2 separate regions of the Homo sapiens genome follow, and region 2 is linked to region 1. A link is a contact called in ENCODE Hi-C or POLR2A ChIA-PET data. All regions are on one chromosome and are shown on one strand. Each heading gives the region's core, a stretch centred on a gene start or an enhancer-like site at or near the end of the contact. The rest is flanking DNA. Distances are from core to core; before and after follow the strand shown.

Evidence for each region. A loop is a pair of places that touch in the nucleus more often than their neighbours do. ChIA-PET counts read pairs that join two places held with the same protein, here RNA polymerase II (POLR2A). Pooled maps may share reads with other maps.
Region 2: a loop to region 1 is called in a map of chondrocyte, with 2.2 times the contacts of the local background. The contact joins two enhancer-like sites. A Hi-C loop is called at or near these places in 1 of 168 maps with a recorded cell type or tissue (chondrocyte) and 2 of 50 pooled maps. POLR2A ChIA-PET finds 5 or more read pairs at or near these places in 4 of 52 experiments (BJ, GM12878, Panc1 and 1 more).

What each region holds. Positions count from the first base shown.
Region 1 is chr17:66,270,744-66,277,894 of GRCh38, forward strand. No RefSeq gene overlaps it. Among named protein-coding and RNA genes, the nearest start is that of PRKCA, 28 kb to the right of the region's middle. RefSeq lists a silencer at 5,788-6,082. Within about 2 kb of position 2,433, at least 5 of the 41 ENCODE cell types and tissues checked have a DNase peak (open chromatin) inside an H3K27ac peak, as active enhancers do.
Region 2 is chr17:66,537,255-66,544,405 of GRCh38, forward strand. The region is part of intron 3 of PRKCA (protein kinase C alpha); the gene reads left to right. Among named protein-coding and RNA genes, the nearest start is that of PRKCA-AS1, 120 kb to the left of the region's middle. RefSeq lists a silencer at 5,177-5,226. Within about 2 kb of position 2,982, at least 17 of the 41 ENCODE cell types and tissues checked have a DNase peak (open chromatin) inside an H3K27ac peak, as active enhancers do.

The DNA of each region.
Region 1 (7,151 bases), core at 1,183-3,682:
ATCTTTATGACCCTCTCTTAAGATGCAATGTTCAGGGAGGAGTACAGCCAACATTCATGGTGCCCTTGACCACACTTTCTCAGGCTGCCTCTCATTGTGGCCACAGCTAGGTGCAGGCATGCTGAGTCTTCCACCTAAAGCACCCACTGCTTCTCTGGCTGAACCCCAAGGAATTCACTCAGTTTTCAGTCTGCAGCCCAGAAGTGATGGGAGAGTTAACACACTCCAGAGTCTATCCTCACTCAGTGCCCCAGTCCCCCTCCTTTAAAACAAAAACAAAAACAAAACAAAAATCCTGCTTCATTATATCATATAATTCACTTATTTAAAATGTAAACTTCCATTTTTTTAGTATATTCACAGAAATGTACAACCATCACCACAGTCAATTAATTTTAGAACATTTTTATCATGCCCAAAACAAACCCTTTAAGCTATCACCCTCCTACTCCCCTAATCCTCTCATCCCTAGGCAGCCACTAATCTACTTCATTTCTCTATAAATTTCCCTGTTGTTAACATTTCAAACAAATGGAACCATAGAGTACATGGTCTTGTGTGTCTGGCTTCTTTTGCTTAGCATAATCTTGTCAAGATTCACCCATGTTCTAGCATGTATCAGAACTTCATGTGGCTCATGCCTGTAATCCCAGCACTTTGGGAGGCTGAAGTGGGCAGATCACTTGAGGTCAGGAGTTTGAGACCAGCCTGGCCAAGAGGATGAAGCCCCGTCTCTACCAAAAATACAAAAATTAACCAGGCATGGTGGTGCGTTCCTGTAATCCCAGCTACTTAGGAAGCTGAAGCAGGAGAAACACTTGAACCCTGGAACCCAGAGGTGAATATTGCAGTGAGCCAAGATCACACACTGCACTCCTACATGACAGAGCGAGACTCTGTCTCAAAAAAACAAAACAAAACAAAAAAACCTTCATTCCCTTTTATGGCTGAATAATATTCCACTGTATGGATATACCACATTTTATTTATCCCTTCATCAGTTGATGGACATATTTGGGTTGTTTCCACCTTTAGCTATTATGACTAGCATTACTATAAATATTCATATACAAGTTTTTGTGTGGACATATGTTTTCATTTCTCTTGGGTACATGACCAGGAGTGAAATTGCTCTAGGCTTCCGTTAAGAGTAACTGTGAGATTCATTCTATATTGTTCATCAGATGGTCCCCAACAGGATGGATGGAGCTCCAGTGTCCACACTGAGAAGCTCAGCAAGACAGCCTTCATTGTTGCCACCTCCTTTTACATCTCACTTTCCTCACTCCTACAGCCTTGCTCCCTAGGATGACTCCCAAAATAAACTCCCGACACCCATGCCCTTGCCTGTTGTTCTGCTTTCAGGCAATCCAAATGAAGATATGAAAGTTCGGCCAGGCACGGTGGCTCATGCCTGTAAACCCAGCACTTTGGGAGGCCAAGGGAGGCAGATCACTTGAAGTCAGGAGTTCGAGACCAGCCTGGCCAACATGGTGAAACCCCGTCTCTAATAAAAATACAAAAAAATTAACCAGGCATGGTGGTAGGCACCTATAATCCCAGCTACTCAGGAGGCTGAGGCAGGAGAATTGCTTGCACCCAGGAGGCGGAGGTTGCAGTGAGCCGAGTTTGTGCCACTGTACTCCAGCCTGGATGACGGAGTGAGAACCTGCCTCAAAAAAAAAAAAAAAAAAAAAAAAAACAAAAAGATATGAAAGTGCATAAGAGTTCAGGCCTGTTCGTGTTCCTGTTCTTCACGTGTCAGAGGCAAGAAGCATGAGGCCTCTTCACCTTCCATAAAGGGAGATGGCGCCCACTGCACAAGGTGTCTGATGTAAACTAAGAAAAACCAAATAACAACAGCAACCAAAAAAAGGTGAAAGTCACAAGGTGATCCCAACGGGTGGAGGAAGAGGACTAGCATGTTAGATGCATATGATGCTAACAGGGGCCCTGTATGCATTATTCTGTTTAATTCCCACAACAGCCCGGAGAGGTTGATAATTTGCCTGGGGTTATCCCAGAAGTGAAGGAGCCCAGATCAGCAGCCAGGTTCCTCCGATTCCAGTGGCTGTCCTCTGTCACCTCTCCCCACCCTCTGGTCAGTGCTCTTCACAGCAAACTGGTAATTTCCTAACTGCCTTTAAGTGAAAGTATCTTTTTGGCTCCACATTCTACTGCAAAGGAAGCCAGATGCTATTTTTCAGTCCTGTGAACTTTCCATTTCTGGCAGGTGGCTGGCTCTCCTTTTCCCTGGATAGAATGTAATTTCCATTTGCTTTCCAGCAATCTTATTGATTGAACATGCTTCCAAATTTTTTCATCTTTGACACGTTTCTTACAATGTAATTTTACAGGGCAGGAATCATCCTTGTTGAAGAGGAGAGTCCAAGACGGGGCGGCATTCTTGTGTAATGAGTTGCTTTAGCTTTTTCTTTTTTTCTTTTTCTTTTTTTTTTTTTTTTGGCTAAAACTAAGAATGTGTCAGTGGCAAACACTAAAAATCCACCCCCATTTACTTCTTGTGGCTGTTCCTGAGGGATGTCAGTGATAAAGTCACCCAACTTACAAACTTTACAGTGAGTCACTCATCCCATTAAAGGCCCTTGAGATGTACGATAACAGCAAAAAAAAACCCCACCTTTCCAGAAGGATATCATAACAATTAGAAAATCAGTCATGATGGCAGTGAACCTCAATGTTCTGATCCACAAAATAAGGCTTTGGTGAAGAATAAATGAAATTACATTTGTGAAAATTTTGCAGTGTGAGCTTTTATTACTCGTATCTTTACAAAGAACATAATAGATACTGCTACATTTTTGCAAAGCAAGCTGACATCTGGAGTATGAAACAATCATTAATAATTATCTGTGCTGGTCAGGCATGGTGGATCAAGGTTGTAATCCCAGCACCTTGGGAGGCCAAGGCAGGGGGATTGCTTGAGGCCAGGAGTTTGAGACCAGCCTGGCCAACATAGTGAGACTCCATTTATATAAAAAAATTAAAAATCAGCCAGGTGTTGTGCCACACACCTAAATTCCTAGCTACACTGGAGGTTAAGACAGGAGGGTTGCTTGAGCCCAGTAATTCAAGGCTATAGTGAGCTATGATTATGCCACTGCACTCTAGCCTGGGAGACAGAGATAGAGCCTGTCTCTCAAAACAAAACGAAAACAAAACAACAACAACAAAAAGCTGGGCACAGTGGCTCATGCCTGCAACCCCAGCACCTTGAGAGGCCAAGGCAGAAGGACTGCTTGAGTCCAGGAGTTCTAGACCAGCTGGACAATGTACCAAGACCCCCATCTCTTTAAAAAGTGTAGCTGGGCCTGGGTGGTACATAACTGTAGTCCCAGCTACTCAAGAGGCTGAGGTGGCAGGATCCCTTGTGCCCAGAAGTTGGAGGATGCAGTGAGCTGTGATAGCTACACACTCCAGCCTAGGTGACAGTGACAGAGCAAGATCCTGTGTCTAAACAAGAAAAAGAAACGGTATCTGTGCAAAAAAAAAAAAAGTATTCAAAAGTCTAAACCTTGTGTTAGAGACAGCCATTGCACAAACAAGAAGAAAGGGAATTCATTAGACCATGCATAAGTATCAGAAAGAGCCTGAATGTTTTTTTAAATCATTATTATTTACAATTTTTTTTTTTTTTTTTGAGACGGAGTCTTGCTCTGTCACCCAGGCTGGAGTGCAGTGACGCGATCTCGGCTCATTGCAAGCTCTGCCTCCCGGGTTCACGCCATTCTCCTGCCTCAGCCTCCCAAGCAGCTGGGACTACAGGTGCCCGTCACCGCGCCTGGCTAATTTTTTGTATTTTTAGTAGAGACGGGGTTTCACTGCATTAGCCAGGATGGTCTTGATCTCCTGACCTCGTGATCTGCCCGTCTCGGCCTCCCAAAGTGCTGGGATTACAGGCGTGAGCAACTGCGCCTGGCCTATTTACAAAAATTTTTTAGAGACAGAGTCTTGCTCCATCATCCGGCTGCAGCCTGGACTTCCTGGGCTCTGACAATCCTCCTACCTCAGCCTCCTGAGTAGTTAGTATTACAGGCATAGGCAACCATGCCCAGCTAATTATTTTTAAAGTGTTTTGTAGAGGCAGGGTCTCACTATGTTGCCCAGGCTGGCCTCAAATTCTAGACCTCACCTGGCATGGTGGCTCACGCCTGTAATCCCAACACTTTGGGAGGCCAAGGCAGGATTGCTTAAGCCTAGGAGTTCTCCAACTCCAGCATAGTGAGACCCCATCTCTACCAAAAATACAAAAATTAGCCTGACATGGTGGTGCATGCCTGTAATCCCAGCTACTGGGGAGGCTGAGGTGGGAGGCTTGCTCGAGCCTGGGAGGCAGAAGTTGCAGTGAGCCAAGATCGTACCACTGCACTCCAGCCTGGGTGACAGAGTGAGACTCTGTCTCAAAAATAAAATAAATAAAAACAGGCCAGGCATGGTGGCTCACACCTGTAATCCTAGAACTTTGGGAGGCTGAGGTGGGCGGATTGCCTGAGCTCAGGAGTTCGAGACCAGCCCGGGCAACGTGGTGAAACCCTGTCTCTACTAAAATACAAAAAAAAAAAAAAAAAATTAGCCAGGCATGTTGGCATGTGCCCGTAATCCCAGCTACTTGGGAGGCTGAGGCAGGAGAATTGTGTCAACCCAGGAAGTGGAGGTTGCAGTGAGCTGAGATTGTGCCACTGCACTCCAGTCTGGGCGGCGGAGCAAGACTCCATCTCCAAAAAATAATAATAATAATAGTAAATAAAATAAAAATAATAAAAATAAGAAATAAATATATCACCTCGTTAGTCCTTACAACAAAGCCAATAGCCTTTGTTCACATAAGTGGAATCCCACTCTCATTTCATAGCTAAGAAAACTGAGGCTCAGAAGAGAATAGGATTTACCCAAAGTCTCAGGAATTCATCTGAGCCCTATGGACCACCCCACAGCAGTGCAGATTATCTTTGCAAGGTATTACGTGCCTAAGACAGTCTTTCCAGTAGATGACTCAGTGAGCTGGCACCACTTGCAGACTAGCCAGTAGAGTGACCACAGTGTATCAGGAAGATGTGTCACTGAGAAAACAAAACCAGCAAGGATTGTGTGATGCCACAGTGACTCACTGTGCCCAAGGTCCCCCACTCTAACTAGGAGTATTCCCCAGTGGCCTTTATACAACTTGCTGATCTTTTCCTACTTGGCTCGTCTACTCGCCGCACAATCATTCCCATGCAGCCCCACCCCACCCCAGTCCCACCCGTCCTCCTGATGGGGCCTGCTTCTCATCCTCCGCTGAGGTGTCAGATTGACTTCCAGAGGCTTCTGCAGAGCACTTCTCACTCCAATCTCCTCCAATTCTCTAAGCACAAGCAGGAACCTGGGCATTTCCAGCTGCTCAAGCTAAGAGGTCCCCCTTCCAGCCTGGCTCGTGCTGGTGCTTAGGTGGGGCTCCTGTCCCTATCCCCTACAGCTCTGTTGTCTCTCGATATGTCACTCTTTGCACCAGAAAGAACAACCAAGGATCATTCTCAATGCTTCACACAGAAACCCTCTTCTCCCAAATGAATTTCCCGTTCCCTTTCTCAGGGACCCCCAAAGGTATAGCTGCAGCCTCCCAGAACACTTATTCTACAGGAGGCTGCTTAGACCACAGCTGTATTCGGGAAAAGGAAATTTCATTAGGATGTAATGATCTCAGGCCTCCAAAGCCCTGGCTGGCTGGAAAAAGGAGGCTACAGTCAGGATCCTGTCCAAGCCGCCAGAAGAAGTGGCTGATGGCTTTCTAGGCTGCCTCTCTCTGTGCATAATCCTGCTCATATCTCACTGGTCACAGCTGCAAAGGAGTTTAGGAGTGTAGTATCTTAGATGGGCACATATCCCTAGAAAAGCATTGCAAAGCAGAAGGGGAAAATGGAGTTGGGTAGACAACAAGTATTCTCAGAAGATAAGGGCATAGCTGGCAATCTGAACAGTGAGTGTTAAGGTTAGCCATTCCAATATCACACAGATAAGAAAAGGCCCTATGATTTGGCAACCAAGAGATTACTCATGGCCTTGGAAAAGACAAACCTAGCAGAACACTGGATTGGGAGTGGGGTTAAGCAATGAGTGGGGGTGAGGAAGTGGAGACATGGGACCCAGACTTTTCTACAGAGATGTTTCAGTAAAGAGAAATGAGGGCTGGGCGCAGTGGCTCATGCCTGTAATCCCAGAATTTTGGGAGGCCGAGACGGGCGGATCACAAGGCCAGGAGATCGAGACCATCCTGGCTAACATGGTGAAACCCCGTCTCTACTAAAAATACAAAAAATTAGCCAGGTGTGGTGGCGGGCGCTTGTAGTCCCAGCTACTCAGGAGGTTGAGGCAGGAGAATAGTGTGAACCCGGGAGGTGGAGCTTGCAGTGAGCTGACACAGTGCCACTGCACTCCAGCCTGGGCAACAGAGAAAGACTCCATCTCAAAAAAAAAAAAGAAAAAAAAAGAGAGAAATGAGAGACAGAGAAATAGACAGCTGTATTATAAAAATATACACATAATTCCTAACCTTTATTTTGACTGCTTCTTTTCCTCTCCCCAACTCAATCTTGGCAACAGTTACTAATAGCAAAATTGACTGACCTGAGTTCCAGCTTCTCTCTGTTCTTCTTCCCAGGGAAGGTGCTAATGAGGAATGAAATGGCCAAAGGCTGAACTGCGGGAGGGAGAAGTGAAGCTCTGGAACATGCAGCAGCTGAGCGTGGAGCACTGAGGATTTTCTCCATGACAAAAAGGAGTTTTATCATGGCCAGGTGTGGTGGCTTATGCCTGTAATCCCAGCACTTTGGAAGGCTGAGGTGGTAGGATTGCTTGAGGCCAGGAGTTCAAGATCAGCCTGAGCAACATAGCAAGACCCCGTCTCTAAAAAATTAATAAATAAATAAAAAGATTAGCCGGGCATGGTGGCCTGTGCCTGTAGTCTCAGCTACTTGGGAGGCTGAGGTGAGAAGATGGCTTGAGCCCTGGAGGTTGAAATGCAGTAAGCAGTGATAGCACCACTGCGCTCCAGCCTGGGTGACAGAGTGAGACCTTTTTTTTTTTTCTTTCAGTGAAAGTACAGAGATTTATTGCAAAGGCAGAATTACACACTTAAGAAAGGGAAGTGCAAG
Region 2 (7,151 bases), core at 1,732-4,231, 270 kb after region 1:
ATAATTTATGGTGAGAATTATTTGGGGCCACAGATGTCAAGTGGAAGCTTGCAGGTAAGTATGATTGAGAAAGTACAAAATTTTGAAATGAACTCTAACCTTATGAGTCTGTTGCTCTAAGGATCTAAGGATATTAGGAGGTAGTGTTAAGAATCACAACTGCATTGTTAAACGCCAAGTGTTCTTTGTGATTTGATTGAAACTGTAGTTGGGATTCTTCAGGTTCCATATGTGGGGCAACATTTAAATATTAACATTCTTGGGAAGATTTTGTATAGACAGCTTTCTCTGTCATCCGAATGCCGTGTGGTCTTCAGAGCATGTCATAAGAAAAGTCATGAGACACAAATCTGATGGAACTTTCTTTAGCATATGTTTAAGACTTGTCATCTTCCCATCTCATCTTTGCAGTAGAAAAATACCAACGTTTCCCTGAACAAAATAGAAGTATTTTCCACTTCCCCATTTCTGAAGCTCCTAGACGTTTTATATTTCTTTTGAGTAAGAGATTGCTTTGTATCCAGGAGCCTTTGCATGGTGCCTTTTCTTTTACTGGTTTGTTTATTTGGGAGATGGAGTCTTGCTCTGTCACCCAGGCTGGAGTGCATTGGCATGATCTCGGCTCACTGCAATCTCCACCTCCTGGGTTTAAGGGGTTCTCGTGCCTCAGCTTCCCGAGTGGCTGGGATTACAGGTTCACGCCACCATGCCCAGCTAATTTTTTGTATTTTTAGTAGAGACAGGGTTTTACCATGTTGCCTAAGCTGGTCTCCTGAGCTCAGGCAATCTGCCCGCCTCTGCCTCCCAAACTGCTAGAATTACAGGCGTGAGCCACCACCACGCCTGACTCCTTTTCTTTTTCTTGATGTTACTGAAGACTTTATTTTGGAAGTAGTGAGGGCCCAGAGCTGATCCCTTCTGGAGATGTGTCACAGGGTAAAGAATGTGGCTTTGAAACTCCAACTCTGTCACTTAAAGCTGTGCCTCTTTCAGAGTTACTTAACCACTCTGAACCTTAGTTTCCTCTTCTGCAAAATGGGAGACTAGCAACCTGCCACCCAACTGACTGCTCTGGGCTATTTATGAGACAGTCTCTGCTCTCGGGAGACATCCCTCTTTGGCTTATTCATCCTCACTCATCTGCGTTGGAGAGATGCACTTGGTGCCTCTCCTGCAGAAGGGGTGTTAGGAGGCTGTTGCGTTTGTCACCAGGGAGGTGATGTTTTCCCCATTGGGAACCCTAGGCCAGCAAACTTCGAGAAGTGTCTGTGGCAGCTTGAATGCTGCTATTTAAGAGTTGATAAAGAGGCAGCTTGGAGAAAACCTCAAGCTTATTTGGTTGAGTGGGGTGGCTGTGTGAGAATTAAGTAATGAGTAGACCTGAAGCATCTGGTGGGATCTCCAGCAGTTAGTAAATGGCAGCTGTTTTTATTCTCATCCCTTGTGGGCAGTACTGTCCAGTTCCAGTGATGGGCATTAGTGGCATTTGGGATTTGAGGATAACCTTCATAGGTTGGAATGAGTACCGTAGCAAAACAGAATTCTGCTCTTAGCCAGAAAGCATTCCAGTTAGCAAACTACCTGACAGTGTAATGTGCCCAGAGGACCCAGGAGGGCCATCCCAGGGAGAACAGCATCGCCATTTCTGCTGACCACATGCTGTCTCCTGAGCCCCGGTATCTGAGGCCCTCATCGAAGGCATAGGCATATTAACAGTTATGCTGCCAGACTTTTATCAGCAGTCTGTACTTCTCCTTTTATCTTCGGAACTGTGATGAAAAGAACAGTCCACTCCCTTCTGATCTCAACACTTACCAAAGCTCATCTGTTCACAGGCAAATGTACTAAAACATTTTTTATTGGAGACTGAGTTTCATGTGTAGACATCATTGTATTTCTGTGTGGTGTCCTCAGATTTTCACTCTTGTTTTTTCCCCAGCTGCCTTTTTTAAAAACTCCTTTGCACTCTTAAACGTCAGGCTGAGTGTATGTGTGTAAATAAACGCTTTGGGTGGAGGATATTGTTCTGCTGTGACAAGCCATCAAGCAGCACAGCAAGAAACAATACTTTTCTAATTTGTGAGTTATTCTTACGTTTCCCTTTTGCAAGGCTAGTTATTTCATTAAATTCATTTAATTTAAGCTTTGAAATCTTTTTTTTTTTTTTGAGATGGAGTCTTGCTCTGTCCTCCAGGCTGGATTGCAGTGGCGTGATCTCGGCTCACTGCAAGCTCCGCCTCTCAGGTTCACGCCATTCTCCTGCCTCAGCCTCCTGAGTAGCTGGGACTACAGGCGCCCGCCACCACATCCAGCTAATTTTTTTTTATTTTTAGTAGAGATGGGGTTTCACTGTGTTAGCCAGGATAGTCTCGATCACCTGATTTGTGATCTGCCCGCCTTGGCCTCCCAAAGTTCTGGGATTACAGGCGTAAGCACCGCGCCCGGCCTAAGGTTTCAATCTTAATAAGAATGGCTAACTTTTAGATGAGAGTTTTACATCAGAAAACCTCATCGTACCCAGAGAGATGCTTCTTTAATTCAGATTTGAAGGGATGAGTTTCCTTGTTCTGGATTAAACAGCTCACTCAGACACACCAAATGAATGCAGTGTGCAGTCCTAGGTGGCACCAATCACAGAAGAGTGAAAAGCATAAAACAGTTTTAGAAAAGGTCACCACACTTAGAAATAGAAATCCACCCTTGCTCACGCAACCCGAGGGATTTGAAAATAATTTCGAAAATCAATTTAAACATGTAGGCCACCCGTCTTTTGGAGAGATGCAGTTGGTGCCTCTCCTGCAGAAGGGGTGTTAGGAGGCTGTTGTGTTTGTTGCCAGGGAGGTGATGTTTTCCCCATTGGGAACCCTAGGCCAGCAAACTTCGGGAAGTGTCTGTGGCAGCTTGAATGCTGCTATTTCAGAGCTGATGAAGAGGCAGCTTGGAGAAAACCTCAAAAATAAATACTCTGATTCATCATTGTTGTTCAGGCTTTCCAGCCGTCAGAGCCAGCCCAGGGTTCTGAGACAAAGGGTAACATTCAGCACAGAGCCCAGCGGAGAGTCTGGAGCCCTGACTGTCTCTAAAAGAGGGGGCGGAGAGGGAGGCAGCTGCCTGCAAACCCTGGAGTGGGGCTTGACGCTGGGGGGACGGCGTGTGCTGGTTTTGCTGCTTTGGGGGTGAGGAGAGGATGAATAATCCAAAGAGGGACGTCTCCCGAGAGCAGGGACCATCTCATAAATAGCCCAGAGCAGTCAGTTGGGTGGCGGGCTGCCGTGCGGGGGCTGCAGTTAGAAGCAGCACTCGGAGTGGAGTGGGGCCTCCCAGCGGGGCCCTGCTGCACTTTGTGAGTGCTCTGTGGTCGAAGGCCAGCTGGGCCTGAAGGCAAAACATCTGGATTTTGCAGAGGGTTCCTAGGCTGAGACGGAATTCAGGCTGTAGGCTCTGTGAGACCTTGTGTGAAACCCCCGGTTCTGTCTCTGTCACTTGTTTGAGTCTCCCATTTCTCTGTCTATCAAAAGATTGAATATGGTGGCTTACAACAGAGGCAGTCGAGGGTAATTATTAGTATCATGGTTTGACCTCGAGATCTGGCACTTCCTGGACCTATTCCGTTGTATATTTCTCTGTGCACTCCCTGAGCCTCCCTTTTCTCAGCTGAGAAAATGGTCACACCTATGGTATCCCACACTGTGGAAAATGACCAAATAAGACAAGGTATGTGCAAGTATTTGGTAGAACCCTACAGAGGTAGGAAGTGGCTGTTACTAGCTGTTTCCACTGGTATTCTCTGGCCATCTCAGAGCTGTTTAGGGACCATTCCAGCTACAGGGGAGGGCAAGATTTAGAGTAGACTCTCAAATGAGTCTATCTGATTCTTTGGAAGCACGAGCTCTAGTAAGATAGTTTGAACAAAGATGTGACCATGAGGGGTTTTGTTTTATTTTTTAACTAGATTTTGATATGTTGTGTGCCGCTTCTCCACTGCACAGATTGACCAAGAGTTAGCTGCAGATTGTGGCTCAGTAAGAAGGTCTTGTGGTACGTGCTCCTGCGGCCCCCACCTCAAACTCTTGCCTCTGGTGTTCTTGAAAGAAATGAGGGGACCTTTGCCCGAGCCAAGGGAAAATGCAAGATTTTGGAGGCTTAGCCCCTTTATTGTTTTTTTCCTCTGTTGCTTATATTGATTTCTGCGGCAAAGAGCAGTTGACTGGGATTGAAAGCTACTCTGCTGGTCTTGGATGTGGAAGAAAAAATAATTCCCACTTTCCAAATAGAGGCTCATCCAGAGGCAGCAGATGCCAGAGGCAGCAGATGCTAGCTGCAGTTCTGCAGGCAGGAATTGCACGTGCAAAGCAGAGCTGACGTCCAGTCCACGCCTCATGGCACTTTGGAAGTGCATCTGACACCGTTTGCCTGCCATACACAAGCCACAAAGACTTTTTGAGGCGACAGGTTATGCCAAAAATTAAGTAAAAATGACACAGCTTCAGATGACATTTACATATCTATTTTTGAGGTTTCAGAACATGTGCCCTATAAAAATGTACAACTGCATTGTTTAAAACTCTTCTGAGTCTCTGAGGATTTTCTATCAGTGCATGCCTCTCAGTTATCACTTAAATGTCAAGGCCCTAAGCTTGTATGAGCCCCTAAAATGTTTTTGAGCCCCACAGTAAATTTTTGGCTGACCACATTTGTTCTATGTAAGGCTGATAACAAGCCACCACGTGGAATCTCACAGTGGGACTTTAGTATCAGGCAATTGCAGAGTCCTGAAGCTCGTGTTGCGGTTATTATGGTTCTATATAAAGCCCCAGGGGAGAAAGTCATTTCATGCTTTTAAAATTACTAGTTAATGTTTAAGGAGTTTATACGGAGTGGACTGAGCCAAGCATTTTCCCCTTAACTTTAAAATTATTACAGAGAGGCCTTAAGAAACTGTTCTGTATTAGATGGTGATTAAAATATGACCTTTTTCTTTCTTTATGCTTAGGATTTTCACGATGTGGTTTGCAATTAATTTGTATGTGCACAGTCTTTGTGCTAGTTTCTGTGGACATACAGTGGTGCTACTTGGCCTTAAGAGCTTCCTGTGTGTGGTTGGGAGATAGGCAGTTAGTAAGCCATGTGTGCTGTGAGAAAACCCAGAGCATAGAAGTCGCACATGAGAGTACCAGGTGCTGAGTACCATGGGGGTGAGAGCAAGGAGGGATTATTTCTGCCCCAAGAAGGCTTCTTGGGAAATAGAGCAGTTATGAAGGACCTGGAAAGATGTTCCAATAAGACTTGGGTGAGGAGACACAATAGTCCCAAGTAGGGAGGGCAGAGCACCCTGAGTAGAGGTGTGGTGTCAGGAAGTGTGAGAATTCTTCAGAGACTGATAGTCGGAAGGGATTCCTCTGCAAAGGCCTGTGGAAGGATATGAAGGTTGGAAAGACAAGTGGGAGCCATTGGGGAGTCTCAACAAATGTGTATTGTATTGTGTGTGTTTCACTTGGAAAATTATCTTGCTATTAATGAGAAAGTACAGATTAATGCTTTTTTTGTTTTACTGGATTCAAATTATATTTGACAAGTCATTTCATTCTAGTGTATGCATGTGATTTTCTTGGAACGAGGGTAACATTTTAAAGATAGGATTTGATGAGTCAATGAGGTATTTTTCAAGTAGATTACTTAGAAAATGTTATAGTCATAAAATATCTTGGAGTTACAGTTAAGAGTCAATTATTGTTTCATCTATAGGCATCCAATTAAAGTTGAATTATGCTGTTATTTTCACTCAATTTCCAAAGCTATGCACTTCCGTAATTTCTATCCTTGTTTATAGTCAGTATAATGTTTAATGCAATGTGCCTGATTTAGCACTTTGTGTTATAAATTTTGCCTGATAAATAATCAACTTATTTTCTTCCGTATGACGACAGTTTTCTTCACAGTGAATGGAGCTTAGTGTATTTATATAAAATGTAAGTCTGGGAGAGTTTCCATTATAGTTCAAGTATATTTAATGTTCAAAAGAATGCAGTATTTGTGGTTTCCTGGCATTCTTTGAATACCATGTGGCTCTTCTCTCTTCCTTCTCACCAAAACCCTAGTCATTTTATTATTTATATAATGAGATACTGTAAGATACTAAAACATAAGTTATTGTGAGGTCTGGCTTTTGATGCTATGAAGTACCCTTTGTTATTTGAGACTAATGAAATGAAATCAGTGAGTTCCAGCTTGTCTACTAGTATGTTGCTTGAAACAATTACATTCTTTTGAACATTAAATTTATATATTTGAACTATAAGGAAACTCTCCCAGACTTGTATTTTATATACTCTAAGCTCCATTGACCATGCAGAAATCTGTCAGCATATGAGAGGAACAAGCGGATTATTTATCAGGCAGATTTTATAATGCAGAAATACGAAGCAACATAGTGCTGTGGTGAAGACAGAATTGAACATTGTTAGACACTTAGCAATCCCAAGAGGCATCATGAAGTCCATGTACCCTACACCATAGAAAAGGCTACACCCCAAAGTTCTGGAACAAGCCTGGTTTGCTGGCTTTCTGGTGTCAAATGTCAGAAGCAGAAAATGGGAGGATGGTAAAACAGTAGACTCAGTGAGAGCAGGACTGAACTTCAGCAGGCCCCATAATTGTACAGAAACAAGATTGCTAGGCTGGGTGCTGTGGCTCACGCCTGTAATCCCAGCACTTTGGGAGGCCAAGGCAGGCAGATCACTTGAGGTCAGGAGTTCGAGACCAGCCTGGCCGACTTGGTGAAACCCTGACTGTACTAAAAAAAATACAAAAATTAGCCACGTGTGGTGGTGCACACCTGTAGTCCCTGCTACTGGGGTGGTGGGGGGAGCTGAGGCAGGAGAATCGCTGGAACCCGGGAGGTGGAGACTGCAGTGAGCCAAGATCAGACCACTGCACTGCAGCCTGGGCGACACAGCGAGACCCCATCTCAAACAACAACTACAAAAGATTTCTCATGGCCACTTAGTTTAGGAAGAAGACCCCCATGTAGTTCATGAACCCAATGCTGTGAACCAAAATACTATAAACACTAGTATTCTAGGTCACCACTGTGATCATTGAGAAAATGTTGAAGTATATTGACATATTTTGTTTAACAAAACAAGGGACTT